3 separate regions of the Homo sapiens genome follow, and all the other regions are linked to region 1. The links are chromatin loops, found by intact Hi-C in ENCODE. Cell type or tissue: PC-3. All regions are shown on one strand. Links, peaks and the distances in the headings refer to the core of each region. The heading gives the core; the rest is flanking DNA.

Region 1 (4,849 bases), core at 1,005-3,504:
ACATGCAAAACTGAGTTTATTTGGCCTATAGCTCTTTAAATATAAACTGAATATATACCTGGGGAATAACAAAGTAATCAAAACAATAGATGAGGTTGCTTCCTATATTCAAAACTATTTTTTTGCTTTTTTGCAAGTATTTAATTTAAAAAATGGCAAATCAGAAGTAAATTATTAATTTATTAGTGATTTTTTAGAGTAATACTACCAGTATATTTTTTTTGCCTGATTATTTATACTTTAAAAAATAATAAAGTAGTTTTTTTAATTTTGAAAGAGCTCTATTAAACAGTAATATATATTTATGCATATTAATACTTAACTCACTTGTTAACAAACCATTTCTAACATTTTCTTATACTTGTATTGAATTTCATATACAAAAGACTTTTATTTTTATGTAGCCAAATTTTCCTGTGTATGTGACTTTTATATTGTTTTTATACTAACAGTTTTTCCCGAACCTGATTGGGAGATTTTACTAATTCTTTCTGTAGCTTTCTAAAAGTTTTTCCTTTTATTTTACATTAAACTTTTAATCTATCTGTAATTTATTTTCATCAAAAGGTAAGAATCCAACCAGATTTTTTTCCTCAGGTACCTAGTCAATTGTATTCATTATATTTATATTATGGTCTATTTCATAGCTCTTTGTTCTGCTCCATTATCTATTTCTTATAGTAGTGCCATACTGTTTTAATATTTATTGCTTTATTATCCAGTTTCTGACAGGAGGATTTCTTCTTCATTGTGGCTCTTTTTTCCTCCAGAATGCCTTAGCTCCTTGTATTTGTTGATGCTTTTAAGTCAACATTGGAATCCTTTTCCTCCCCAAGCTCCCCTTCCCCAAAAGCCTTGTTAGGGTTTAATTAGAATTATGTTAAAAGTATTGGTTAATTTAGGAAAAATTTACATCTGTGTTGTATTGAATCTCTTATCAAATAACATGGCATGTTTCTCTGTTCACACCTGCTTTTAAAACTTAAAGGCAGAAATAATTGCTTTATTTTATCAATTATTTTTTCAACTATTGGGATGGATACAAGGTTTTTCTCATTGGACATACTAATATATTACAAAATACTTTGAAATATTATACCTTCTTTTCAATTCTGAGGAAAACTACTGATTATTAATGGTGTGGGATTATCTTAATTTGCTTTTGAATTAAGATTGCTTTCATTTTGTTTTCATGTTTCTGTGTTAATAAATGAATAGCTGTACATTTATTGAAATTATTTGACATCTTTAATTTTTATCGGTCATTCTACTTTCGTAAAGTGAATTAGGCAGCCATATTATTCTTATTCTGGATGAGTTAATATAGGAATTATCTATTCCTTTATGGCATTATTAGACTCACTATAATATAACTCACTAGTGCATCTTTTAAAGGAAATTTTGTAATGTTTAAAATTTATTGTCATTGGTTTCTGATGTCAACTTTTATAATTATAGAAACTAAAGTATCTTGAAGATTACAAAAAAATTAACATCAAACTATTAGGAAAGTCCATCTGCCATGGGCCCTGTGAGTCCTTGCATGTTCTTTCTTGGTCTGACCAGCAAAAAATGCAAGGTCCTGACCACTCTTTACCTGGGCCATTTCTCAGGGTTGTGTTTGCAGTGAGCAACCTTGAGGAATGAGGTAATGTTTGCCTTTGGGATTGGGGACAGGGAGCAAGTGTGTTTTATTGCTTACTATAAAACAGTGCTTCCCCAAGCCCAGTGTTCCTTAACGGAAACATATGCCAACTCTGTAGGATCCATCTAAGTCCATATTTTGTCACCCCCTGTGGGACTTTGGGGGCAAGCATAGTAACGCTTATACTGCTTGCTCTATGTCATGAGCAGTAAAGTCATTTGTCTTTGACCCAGGAGTCTGTCTTATGTCTTCTATCAGAATCCATAAAAGAATAAAAGGCTAACTTATTAGTTTGTAAGTCAGGTAAAATCATACCTTAGACTTTTACAGTTCTTGGTAGTTTTGGAGACTGTCATGGGTGGGATGTTGACTGACACACAGCTTCTGGAAGAGGAAGTTCGTAAGGGCCCATGGGTCGAGAAGAAAAAGGTCAATACTTACATTTCTTCCCACTGCTCACCTCTTTCTCCCTGTACTCCTGGTGGGTGATGGTAGTCTCCTGATAACTGTGTTGTAGTCTGACACATGTTCCTTGATCTGGGCTCCTAAGGAAAAGGCACTCAAACTTGACTGATTTAATGGTTTATTGTTTTGGCTCTGATTATATAACTGGTATTGGTATTTTACATGCTTATACTGTGAATGCTGTCAATGTTTGTGAAGCCCAGAGGGAAACTGTCATTCAGAGACTACCACACATGGACACCCCCAGGTGGTCCAGCAGAAACAACAAAGAATCAATCCCAGGAGGAGAAAGGACAATCACAACTTTGTATAGACTTCATAGCTGCTGGACTACCCCGAGAGACTGTTTCTAAGTACAATAGTGCCACCTGCCTGACTCAGCCACTTAGTACACCCCTTTTTAAAATAGCAGTTCTTAAGCTCTTGTTGAAACTGAATGCCTGACCCATGGAGGCCTTGTGACTCTACCACATGACATTTACATTTTCACGTAGTTCAACTAGGAGTCAGTGTCTCGCAAGGTAAAAGGGACCCAATAAGCCTCCCTGCTCAAATGGAAATTATATATTCAAAAGCCCAGCTTCTGGGCCCTAGCATGGTATCAGGTATATGTGAAAAAGTGGCAGCTACTCTTTTGGGAGTGAACTAAATAACCCATTTCACTACCTGAAGTAAGGTCACTGGCTCAAAAGGGCCCTCAGTTCACAGTGGTTTCCCTAAATGCCTGGGCCAGGCTGCTGGGACGTTTAGCTAAGTTAACAGCTGGTGGGCTCTTCGGGCTGCCTCTGCTACCATTTCACCAGGCATAAGCCTTGTAAAACCAAAAGCTGAAGTGGTCACTCTACTCAGTGGGCAGAACTCAAGGCCGTCATCCTCTCCCTGAACAAAATCTGACCCCTTGGTTAAATATAATACATTCATACTGACTCTTGTGCTGTTGCCAATGGCCTACCTGTCTGGTCTGCCACTTGGAAGACTACAGATGGGCAGCTTAAAAATACCACTCCTTGGGGCTTGCACACTGTGAAAGTAATTTGCACTTGCCCATCTGACAGTCTGGTTTACTCCTTTAGATGTACATATTATAGACCCATTCCCTGATAAGTGTGAATAGAGACAAACTGACTATGCCAAGACCGTGTGAGGCCCTGACTGCTCTTTACCATGGCCTTTTCTCGGGGTGTTTTCAGTGAGTGACTTTGAGGGATAAGTGAGTGTTTCTCCCTGGGACAAAGGGCAACTTACTTACTGCTTGTTATTAAATGATGGGTTTCCCACATTCAGTGTTCTTTAGATGTGATCCATACCCACTGCCTGTGTAGAATTCTTGTGGGTCCATCATACTTCTCCCTGTGGAATGTGGGCCCATGGGGAACCCATGTAAACATACTAATGTTCATGTTGCTTGCTGTGCCACAAGTAATCAAGCTCTTTGACTCAGAAATCTCTGTCTTTTGCCAGAATCCATGAAACAATGAAAAGCTAACTTATTAGCTTGTAAGTAGGGTAAAACAATTCTACAGCCTGACAGAAACATTCCCCCCCCCCCCCCCCGCTATGTAGGGCAAAGTTAATAATTTTTTTTTTCCTTTTGTGAACTTCAGGCATATACTCTTGGGTTTGTGATATCTTATCAATATTGGTCAATGGTTTTTTTTTCTTATTTAAGCATATAATTTATGTTTTTACATAGGTTATGTATAGTAATATAAATATTTTAATTTTTTCCTCTCTGTAGATATGTTTCTCCTTCCTAGATTTTCTTTAGTTTTCATTTTCTTTCAGTTTTTCCAGATTAGGTTTTTATCTTTTTTTAAAGAAATGACTGATAAATTTTTTCTGCTTTTTTATTCTAATAGGTTTTGCATTTATGTATTTTCTTCTGTCTGTGGTTGAGCTAAACACTTGGTTTTTTGTGTTTTTTTTGTTTTTTTTTTCAATTATAACATATTTAGGTCATCAATGTTGCCTTTCTTTACTATGTGATATTCTCATTGTCCCAATTTCGTAAAATTCTTCTTAACAGTAGTTTTATTTACATGTTGGAAAGTAGAGTGACCACTGGGAGAAAGTTATACTCATTTAGGATGGTAATGATTGCTGTCACTTTCCCCCAGATATATAACTCATATTTTATTTTGTTTTATTTATTTATTTTTTTGAGACAAGGTCTCACTCTAGTGCCCAGGCTAGAGTGCAGTGGTGCAGTCTTGGCTTACTGCAACTTCTGCTTCCCAGGCTCAAGTTGTACTTCTGCCTCAGCCTCCTGAGTAGATGGGACTACAGGTACAAACCACCATGCTCAGCTAATTTTTGTATTTTTTGTAGAGACGGGGTCTTGCTATGTTGCCCAGGCTGGACTCGAATTCCTGAGCTCAAGCAATCTGCCTGCCTCAGCCTCCCAGAGTGCTGGGATTACAGACATGAGCTACCACTCCTGATCTTCATTCACATTTTCGTATTATGTCTATAAAGTTTTGGGGCAGTTCCAGACCATAGATTTTTGAACCAGGGAATAGGAAATAGGGAGAGATGAAGAATCAGTTTACTATTCTTTTTTTACTAGCATGTTCTTGTTCTAAGTGGTAGTTGACTGTCAGTTATGATTCTAAGTTGAACAGCATAGGTTTTATAGTTAGTAGACTTTACTCCCAATTTATGTATGATACAAAGTTATTTTTAGTTTGCAACTTCATTAAGAATTTTTGTATCTGAGTCTTTGTAAATATTTTTGGAGAT
Region 2 (4,849 bases), core at 933-3,432, 1.0 Mb before region 1:
GTAACTTTGACTTAAGACCTGCATTGTTTGAGTTTTTGCTTGTCACCAGCATGATACAAGGGAAGATTACGTTGTGTCCCCATCTTGTGGCCATGATATGTAACATTGAGCATAAAGAGCCACAGTCCACTTTGGAAGTATATGTATTTGTCACTATCTTAATCTCAAATTTGTTATCCAAATTGTCCCCTTTCTATAAGACCTCTCACCTGACATTCACTACTCACCCCTCCCACACACAAACTCACAGCCTTAATAATTATTAATGACCTCAACTATCTATAGCCTTTCTAATTTCAGTGGTCTAAAATTTATGCTGTAATCAGATTACAATTTGCAAAATAAAATGTAAGAGGTTATCTTAAGTAACACCTCTTTTACACAGAGTATTTGTTTTTCCATTCACACCTCCCGCACCACTGCCCTACCCCTACCATCAGCCAACAAATTATGTCTTTTTTTGGAAGCTTAATATTTAACCAGTTGAGTTTTGAAGCATTTGAAACTTTTGCCTATTTAAAAACTGACTTCCTGACTTATATGAAATTTCAGTATGAGTAGCCATATACTAAATAAAATTTAAAATTTCAACCCTTTAAACATTTACCAACTACTGTGCATATCAGCCAGCCCTCGATCCTTCTCCCTCCTGAAACTTACTCCATCAGTAACACAAACCCAGAGTGGTGATGGAAACAGCATGGGCTCAGGCACCATCAGGCAGACAAATTATAATAGTCTGTAGTCATGTGCCCATCATGCCCACTGATCAATATATTAAATAAAAATAAATGTAGAATGAACCATGTTATGTTGAGAGAGACGTCAGAGATTTTTGAGATGCAGATCCTTCATGATAACTGAGAATGAACATGTATTTTGCTTAGAATCAATGATGGGTAAAACCTTCTGAGATCAGCAAGAGGGAAGTTATCTTTTGCTAATGAAACTAGAATTTTAAAACAGTGATCCTCACTGAACAGTATACTTGGGTTGTGTGGAGGGTGGCGGCAGGTCAGAGGTAGGCAAAGCAATTACCAATATATTTTTTAATTTTAGAAATGAAGGAAATAGTTTGGATCTGTGTCCCCACCCAAATCTCATGTTCAATTGTAATTCCCAGTGTTGGAGGTGGGACCTGGTGAGAGGTGATTGGATCATGGAGTCGGTTTCTTATGCTTTAACACCATCCCCCTTAGTGCTGTCATGGTGATAGTGAGTCCTCTTGAGATCTGGTTGTTTAAAAGTGCGCAGCACCTCACCCCGCTCTCTTGCTCCAGCCATGCGAAGCAGTGTTTCCCCTTCGACTTCCACCATGATTGTAAGTTTCCTGAGACTTCCCCAGAAGCCGAGCAGATGCTGCCATGCTTCCTATACAGCCTGTGAAAGGGTGAGCCTCTTCTCTTTAAAAATTACCCAGTCTCAGGTATTTCTCCATAGCAGTGAGAGAATGAACTAATACAGAAATTATTATTTTGTCCTACGGACTACAGAAGTTAAAGCTTTGAGGAAACTCTTCCCAGATGGTGGCTGTGACTCTCTAGGAGGGAAGGAAGATGTTGAGATTTTCAAGTTTATCAAAATGAGCCAAGGATCAAAAGTATCTGAAACACTGCTCTGAAAAATGAAGGATAGGCTGGGTGTGGTGGCTCTTGCCTGTAATCCCAGCACTTTGAGAGCCAGAGATGGGCAGATCACGCAAGGTCAGGCGTTCGAGACCAGCCTTGCCAACACAGTGAAACCCCATTTCTACTAAAAATACAAAAATTAGCCGGGCACGGTGGCATGCCTGTAGTCTCAGGTACTCCCAAGGTTGAGGCAGGGGAACTGCTTGAACCTGGGAGGCGGAGGATGCAGTGAGCCAAGATCACGCCACTGCACTCCAGCCCAGGCAACAGAGCGAGACTCCATCCCCCTCCCCCCCAAAAAAGGATATTATGCCTGGCTTTTACTCCCTGATTTAAAATCTTTATTTGGCTCTCTAGTAGAAAGCAGGTTGGTGGCAGGTCTAGAGAGAATACTTGGACCCTATTCCTATTTTCAAAGTGTGTAAGAAATCACTTAATGTTTCACATTGTTTCCTCTCTGTGATGACCTGTTATGTTTTCAGTATTAAAACTCCTTTATTACAACAGTTTCATTAAACATACTATTACCTCCCTAAAGGCCAAGGCTGTTATAAACATATATTTTTTAATTCCATATTTTTTTTTACCATAAAGGTAATATACATTTAGTATAAACGAATAAATTCAAACATTGATACAGAGAAAAAGGAAAGTTCTTTTTATGTAGAGTGAAGATTAGAGACGAAGTAAAGGTCATGGCTTGGTGGTTAAACACAATCTGACGTGGCCGTCTTATTGGATGGTAATTCCATCAAAAACCGGTGTCAAAATATTCGGCTTCTATGGTAATCACCAGGCCTGCCACTAGAGGGCAGACATGCCTAATTTTGTGATTAAATTTTCTGGAAATGGGATTGAGGCTTTAAGGAGTTTTTTGCAGACCTGACAAGGAAGTAAAACAAAAACAAAACAAAACAACCGCCCTCCTCAGCAATTCTTAAAATATAAAAGAGAGAAAGAAAGGAAAACTGGCTATGTAGCTTTGCTCAGTTCCATTCAAAACACTGGACAGCTACACATTTTTATGTGTATGCAGGTAAGCAAAACATGCTAGCAAAATATGGCCTGTGGCTAGAAATTTCAGGATAAGAGAGAGAGTAGAAATGCTTTTAAGAATCTCCCAGAGGCCAAATGACCAAGAAGGTAGAAAGTCAGGGTAGATGCTATGTCTCTCTCCCACCCATAAATGTGGATAGGGTTCTAAAAATTGAGAGATTTCCGGCCGAGCGCGGTGGCTCACGCCTGTAATCCCAACACTTTGGGAGGCCGAGGAGGGCGGATCACGAGGTCAGGAGATCGAGACCATCCTGGCTAACACGGTGAAACCCCGTCTCTACTAAAAATACAAAAAATTAGCCGGGCGTGGTGGCTGGCGCCTGCAGTCCCAGCTACTCGGGAGGCTGAGGCAGGAGAATGGCTTGAACCTGGGAGGTGGAGCTTGCAGTAAGCAGAGATCGTGCCACTGCACTCCAGGCTGGGCAACAGAGCGAGACTTGTCTCAAAAAAAAAAAAAAAAAAAAAAAAAAAAAAAAAAAAAAAAAAAAAAAGATTAACCAAACTGATAGATAGTACTCTTTAAGTGAAAGGAGAGAAAACAAAAATTAGAAATATGAAGAATGAAAGAGCATATCACTCCAGTGATTGAAAGGAAAATAAAGAAATAATATAAATAACTTTATGCCAATAAATTTAAAAACTCAAATGAAAAATAAAACCTCCCAAACCTGATACAAAATAAGCAGAAAATGTTATTAAGGAGATTGAATTTGCTATCAAAATCCTTCCCTCAAAGAAAATGTCAGGTCCATATAATTTCACCTGTGAATTCTATCAAACACTTAAAGAAGAAATAATAGTAACTGTACACAAATTATTTTGGAAAGCAGAAGAGGAAGAAGGAATATTTTCAACTCATTTAATGAGGCCAGTACCATCCAGATATCAAAATATAAAGAACACACAAACAACAACAAATAAACCTTGCAAGAAAAGAAAATTATAGGTTAATATTACTCAAGAACATACAAGTGAAAATCCTTAACAAAATATTAGCAAATTGAATCAGTCAATATAAAAGAAGAAATAATACATCATGGGGTTCATTCCAGGAATGAAATGTTAGGATAACATTTGAAAATAGATGCTATTCAGCATGTTAACAGAATAAAGATGAAAATTCATATGATTCTGAGTTCAGTAGATGCAGAAAAAGAATTTGACAAACTCTGGCTCCAATTTGTGATTAAAACTCCTACAAATGAGGAATAGAATAATAACCCCATCTCCATTTTTGGTTCTGTGGAGATGGCTGAGGGCTCCCATGAGTCACACATGCTTGAATCTCTTCAACCAGCCCTGATGTGACTATATGCTCTGATCTTTGCATCCTTCTGAGGCACTAGCAAAAGGTTGTCTAGCCAAACTCTTGGTTTCTCCTCCAGAGTGCACTTTCTGATGGTAAATCTCCTAATTTTAGAACTTTTGCAATCTGCATAAACATAATTTTTCAAATCACTGAGTGTTGGTTTTATTTCACTTACTAGTTGTTCCCTCGATTTATTTCTCTCCTTTTGCAGTTTACTGTAAGCAGGAAGAAGAAAGCAGGTCATTTCCTGAGCATGTTGCTGGGACATACCCTCAGCTAAATACGCAAGTTTATCTCTTACAAGCTCCTGCTTCCCACATAACTGCAGGACATAATTCCAGGAAGCTTTCTGCATTCCCTAACAAGGGAATTCTCTCCTTTGCCCCACTTTCCAATAACACAATCCTCCTTTCCTTCTGAGTCCTCACTTGGCAGTAACTTTAACGAAGGTTCTACAGTCTGTTGGTGATGATTTAGGTATTCTCTGAAACAATACAAGAAGGCTTCTCACTTCCTTCTGACCTCTCGCCAACAGGATATTCCCCATCCATATTTCCCCTAATAGCCTGCTCAAGGCAATCTAGTATTTTTTACCACATTCTGCAAAATTCTCCTACCCTTGCTCATTACTCAATTCTAAAAGCATGTCTCCGTGTTTGGCACTTGCTGTAGCAGCATGCTACTTCCAAGTAGCAAAATCTGTATTCATTTTCTACTGCTGCTGTCATCAATTCCCACATTTTTTTAAATTTAAAGAACTTCACTTTCTTAAAAGACTCATAAAATTTGAACTTCAAATGGTTATAAACATATTATGTACATTTACCAAGGAAAATAAAATATATCCAACAAGTTT
Region 3 (4,849 bases), core at 933-3,432, 120 kb before region 1:
ACACTTGCTGATTACATTATGTTATGATAGTGAATGATCTTAAAAGATGTCAAGTTCTGCTTAAGGAGTTTTATATGAAATAGCATTTACATTAGAGGAAGGTTTGGGGGAGGTAAAATATGTAAGTCATCAGAATTTCATTTATTTTTAAATACAATTAAGCTCTCGGAAAGCATCAGCACTTTAACTCTGAAATATCTTTTTTTAAAGACATTACTGAATTATCATTATTACTGTTTCTTTATTTTCTAATACATCCCTGAAAATGGGTTCACTTTAATAAGTAGAAGGATTTGTGAAGAAAAATAGGCTATAAGCACACGAGAAGGATAAAATATTTAATTGCACTAATTATTCATGTGTATTCATGATACACCATTGTTTCTGACATATATGTTTACCACATTTCTAAACTTCTATAATAATACTATGGTAAGAGATGTTCCCGTGTATCATAACTACCCATAGCCACAGTTCACACACCTTTTTGCCACAGGAAAATTAGAGTACAATATATTCCCTTCCAATCATACAAAGTATAATGCATGTACTTGTGAACATTATATTACTACTAGATTGAATATGATAGCATCCATTTACACTTTGGTGGAGAGCTGAGACACCTGCCTTAGGAGTCACTGACTCGGTACCAGATTCTTTTCAGTCTTATTTCAACTTCACTAATATTGGATCTTGGATGCAAGATAATTAATTGTTAGTTCTTTGGGAAAAGTGTTTTCCAGGAGAATGACTTATCCAAAAAATACAAAAGGACAATGCCACTAAAAATAAGTGAGAAAAAATGTACAATTACCTTTAAATATTTTTAGAGAATACTTTGTTTTGTTAACAATTACACAAACTCTAATTTTAATGGAAATTGATAACTATATTGATTGATGCTGTCACTTTCATTTCCTTTTAGTATACTAATGGATGAAAATAAGTATTGAAAATATTCATTTCTTCAGGCTCAAAATATATTTGACCCTTGATTAGCTCTTGAATTTCTCCACGATGCCCATTTTGAAAACATTCACCTCCCTTGGCCAGCTTTTTTTTTTTTTTTTTTTTTTGCCATGACCACAATCACTTTCATGATTTCTTGATTGGCTCTGTCATAAATCTGGCAAAGTCATGCATATCTGGACACGGTTTTCTTCAGCAGGAATTTAGTGGTTTCAGGCTTGATGGCATTTACAACTTTATAACAGTGATGGCATTTTCAAAGATGTCACCCTTCTAGACTTTCATGACGTTCTCTCTCTCAGGGTTTTCTTCCATAGTGTTGACAATTCTTTCCATAGAGTACTGTGTGTAATGAGCCTTAAAGGTCCTTAAGACCCCCCTGATCTAAAGGCTGAATTAGAGACACTGAGTATGGGAGCAAGTCGATCACTTTGGAACCTTCAGTGTTGAACTCATGCATTTTGGGTAGCCAGGGGCACTGCCCAATATCAAAAGAAATTTAAAAGACAGTCACTAGGCCAGGCATGGTAGCTCACATCTTAATCCCAACACTGGGAGGCTGAGGCAGGCGGATCACTTGAGGCCAGGAGTTCGAGACCACCTTCTGCAAAAATGAAAAAAAATTAGCTGGGCATGATGGCGCACACCTGTCTCAGCTACTTGGGAGGCTGAGGTGGGAGGATCACTTCAGCCCAGGAGTTTGAGGATGCAGTGAGCCATGATCATGCCACTGCACTCCAGCCTGGGCAACAGGGTAACAGAGCAAGACCCTGTTTCTTAAAAGAGAAAAAAAAAGTCCTTTACTGGCAAGATACTTTCTGACTTTAGGAATAAAGCATCTTTGGAACCAATCCTGAAATAGAGTTCTTATTGTCCAGGCATTCTTGTTGTACAACTAAAAGACTGCCATCTGGTGTTAACTTTTTCCTTCAAGGTTTCGAGCTTAGCAGCTTTGTAAATTCGGTCCTCATCACAAACCCGACTGCATTTGCACAGAACAGTAGAGTTAGCCTGTCTTTTCCTGTCTTAAATCCCTTCTCTTCCTAATACATATCTTTTGTGACATTCTTTTGTCCAGAATAGGACACTTTTGTCTTCATTAAAAACCTGTTCTGGTAGATATCCTTTCTCCTTGATGATTTTCTTCGGAAAATCTGGAAACTTGTCAGGAAAAGCTGCTTCTCCTGTTATGTTGACATTTTTTAAGCCAAACCTCTTTCTAAAATTATTAAACCATCCTTTGCTGATAGTAAATTCTCCAGCTTTGATCCTTCCCCTTCCTTTTTCTTTAAGTTGTCACGTAATGATCTCAATTTTTCTTCAATCAATAGTAGAATCTGTAGGTATGCCTTTCTTACAGTAATCCTGCACCACATAAAAGCTGCATTTTTGATATGAGATAAAAAGGATTTCATAAGAAGTACAAGGTTTTCTCACCTTCTAGTGTAACTGCAGCAATGGCTTCACGGTTTCCTTTTTCTTTTACAATGGTCTTTATGCAAAATTCATTTATTTTGAAATAGCAGGAAACCATATCTGCAGACCTCTGTCAATGGTACATATCAAGCAATTAAACTTTTTCTTGTAATGTCATGACATCTCTCTGCTTCTTGGGACCACTTCCAGCATCACTAGTGCCATTACATTGGGGTCCCATGGTGTTAGTCAAGGTTTACAATGTTGCACTACATACTATGAAAAATATACCAGAACCGAGAGAGATCAGTTTTCACTGCAATAAGCAATTTACCAGAGAGATGAACAGCTGTCTAGTAAACTGAATTAGTGTCACACAGTGTTTTAAGCCTATACAATGCTTGAGCTCACTGCAATAGCCATAGAAGGTGGTTACAAAATTATTACAGTAATACAATATATATACAGTTAATTTCATGCAGTTATGATTTAATACTGCACCTTTATGTTTGTTTACATTTTGGCAGTATGTATGGTATGTGTTTGTTTGCATACGTTTTGATATATTTTAACTTTTTATAATAGATCTGTGTATATTTTATGGTTAGCGTATAATAAAATAGACTGGTATCTATCTGTATTTTATATATTCATCACCTATCTAACTTTTTCTTAATTTTTTGAAATTTCTAGGCTACACGGCTCATCTGTGAGTTTTTTCAAATTGTCCCACATCTCAAAAAAACTTTCCAATATATTTATTGAAAACAATCTGCATATAATTAGACCCTTGCAGTTCAAACCCATGTTGTTTAAGGGTAGACTGTGGATACTTGGTTTTAGGCCCAAGTACTGCACCCAAATAATGCACTAAACTTTATGTGTCTTGAGAACAGAGATACCACTCTTTGCTTTTTAAAAATCTTTTTCCTAGAGGCCTACTAACACAAGGTAGGCAATTACTATTTTGTTGAAGTAAGTAAAAATAAATATATAAACTTTGTAATCATTGCTATGTTTCATACACTGTAGTCCTATGCAAAACTCATGAAGAAAAATTACTCTTCATCTCTTCATGATGTACACTTCACCATGAATTATAATTTTATAAGAATTATAATTTCCTTATATATATACCAAATTAACTTATACATGGATTTTTTTTTTTTTTTTTTTTTTTTTTCTGAATCTTACAGTATTTCAGGAAAAGGGTTTCATTCCCAACTGACAACAGGGAAGATCAGCTCATCCTTAATTCATTAAATGCCATTTTTTACCCGCTTACACTCATCAAATTACAGGATTCATTATAACAGGGATGTAGGGTTATGGCTTTATCTCTTTTTGTTCTAATCCTTTTTTCATGTATTCTTTCCTTTGATTTGCGACCTTCATTACCAAGAGAGCTCACATAATGCGTTCAGTTCAGTTCCAGAAGGCTAAGCAGTCAGCTACTGCAGGAATTATTTCACATACCATAGTTATTAACATGATTACTCAGAAAAATTATATTAATATCCAAAGCGTTCCAGCACTTCCAGAAAAAAAACGGTGCTTCTTTATCACAACTTTTCCTTTCGCTTAGAGAATACATTCTTAACTATTTACAGCTGAAATCTTCAAGTGACAATTCCTCAGCCAAGTGGAAATGCATTATAAAACGTTTGCTGTATACTTAGATCGCCTAATTCAAGGCTTGCTTTACTTTTTTTTCTGATTATAAAATAATGTATTCTGATTTTACTAAATTTAGAAAATATAAAATAGTATAAATTAAATAAACCACCCATAATCATGCATACCCAGAAATAACCATATTTTAAGATGTTTCCTTCATTTTTTTCTATACATGTTAATGGCATTTTGTGTGTGCCAATTTAAAATCAGTCTGTACTTATAATTTTATATCATTTTTTCCACATAACACTGTATCTCACGTAAGTACTTCCCATGTAATTATTTTTCAAAAGCATTATTTTAATTTTAACACAATGTAGACAGGCCATAATTTATTTTACTATCCACTTAACCAAGCTCTACAAATGCAAACTAATACATATTGGCAGAAATCTGATTTGTGGTTGATGGGACTGGGTGAAAGCTAGGACAGGAGAGAAAAATTTTAAAGTGACGCAAGGAAACTTTTAGAAATGATGGATGTATTCATCATCTTGGTTGTGGTGACGGTTTTATGGTACAAACATGTGAAAATGTATCAAATTTTATTAACTGTAAATATATATATTTATAAACTGTATATATGTATTTATAAACTATATATTTATAAACTGTAAATATATATTTATAAACTGTAAATATATATTTATAAACTGTAAACATATATATTTATATATGTTATATATCAACCATACCTCAATAAAGCTGATAAAATAAGTTTTTTCAGCTCTCTTATTATTGCACAGTAGGTTAGTTTCAATCTTTAGCTAGTATAAAGTGATAACAA

Evidence for each region. A loop is a pair of places that touch in the nucleus more often than their neighbours do. Peaks named below come from ENCODE experiments on the same cell type or tissue, not always from the same donor. Only the 100,000 strongest peaks of a DNase experiment are listed, where the experiment ranks them.
Region 2: a loop joins it to region 1, with 6 times the contacts of the local background. A loop is called at or near these places in 6 of 110 quality-filtered maps.
Region 3: a loop joins it to region 1, with 14 times the contacts of the local background. A loop is called at or near these places in 4 of 110 quality-filtered maps.

Annotation. Positions count from the first base shown.
Region 1 is chr13:96,017,938-96,022,786 of GRCh38, reverse strand. All of the region lies in intron 4 of UGGT2 (UDP-glucose glycoprotein glucosyltransferase 2), which reads left to right. Among named protein-coding and RNA genes, the nearest start is that of UGGT2, 33 kb to the left of the region's middle. In PC-3, for the core only: a CTCF peak has its summit at 2,479; DNase peaks (open chromatin) are centred at 1,646 and 2,476; H3K27ac peaks cover 640 bases.
Region 2 is chr13:97,026,485-97,031,333 of GRCh38, reverse strand. No RefSeq gene overlaps it. Among named protein-coding and RNA genes, the nearest start is that of OXGR1, 34 kb to the right of the region's middle. In PC-3, for the core only: a CTCF peak has its summit at 2,430 (motif pointing right); no DNase peak of the experiment used is centred there.
Region 3 is chr13:96,138,261-96,143,109 of GRCh38, reverse strand. All of the region lies in intron 1 of HS6ST3 (heparan sulfate 6-O-sulfotransferase 3), which reads right to left. Among named protein-coding and RNA genes, the nearest start is that of HS6ST3, 51 kb to the right of the region's middle. In PC-3, for the core only: a CTCF peak has its summit at 1,876 (motif pointing left); no DNase peak of the experiment used is centred there.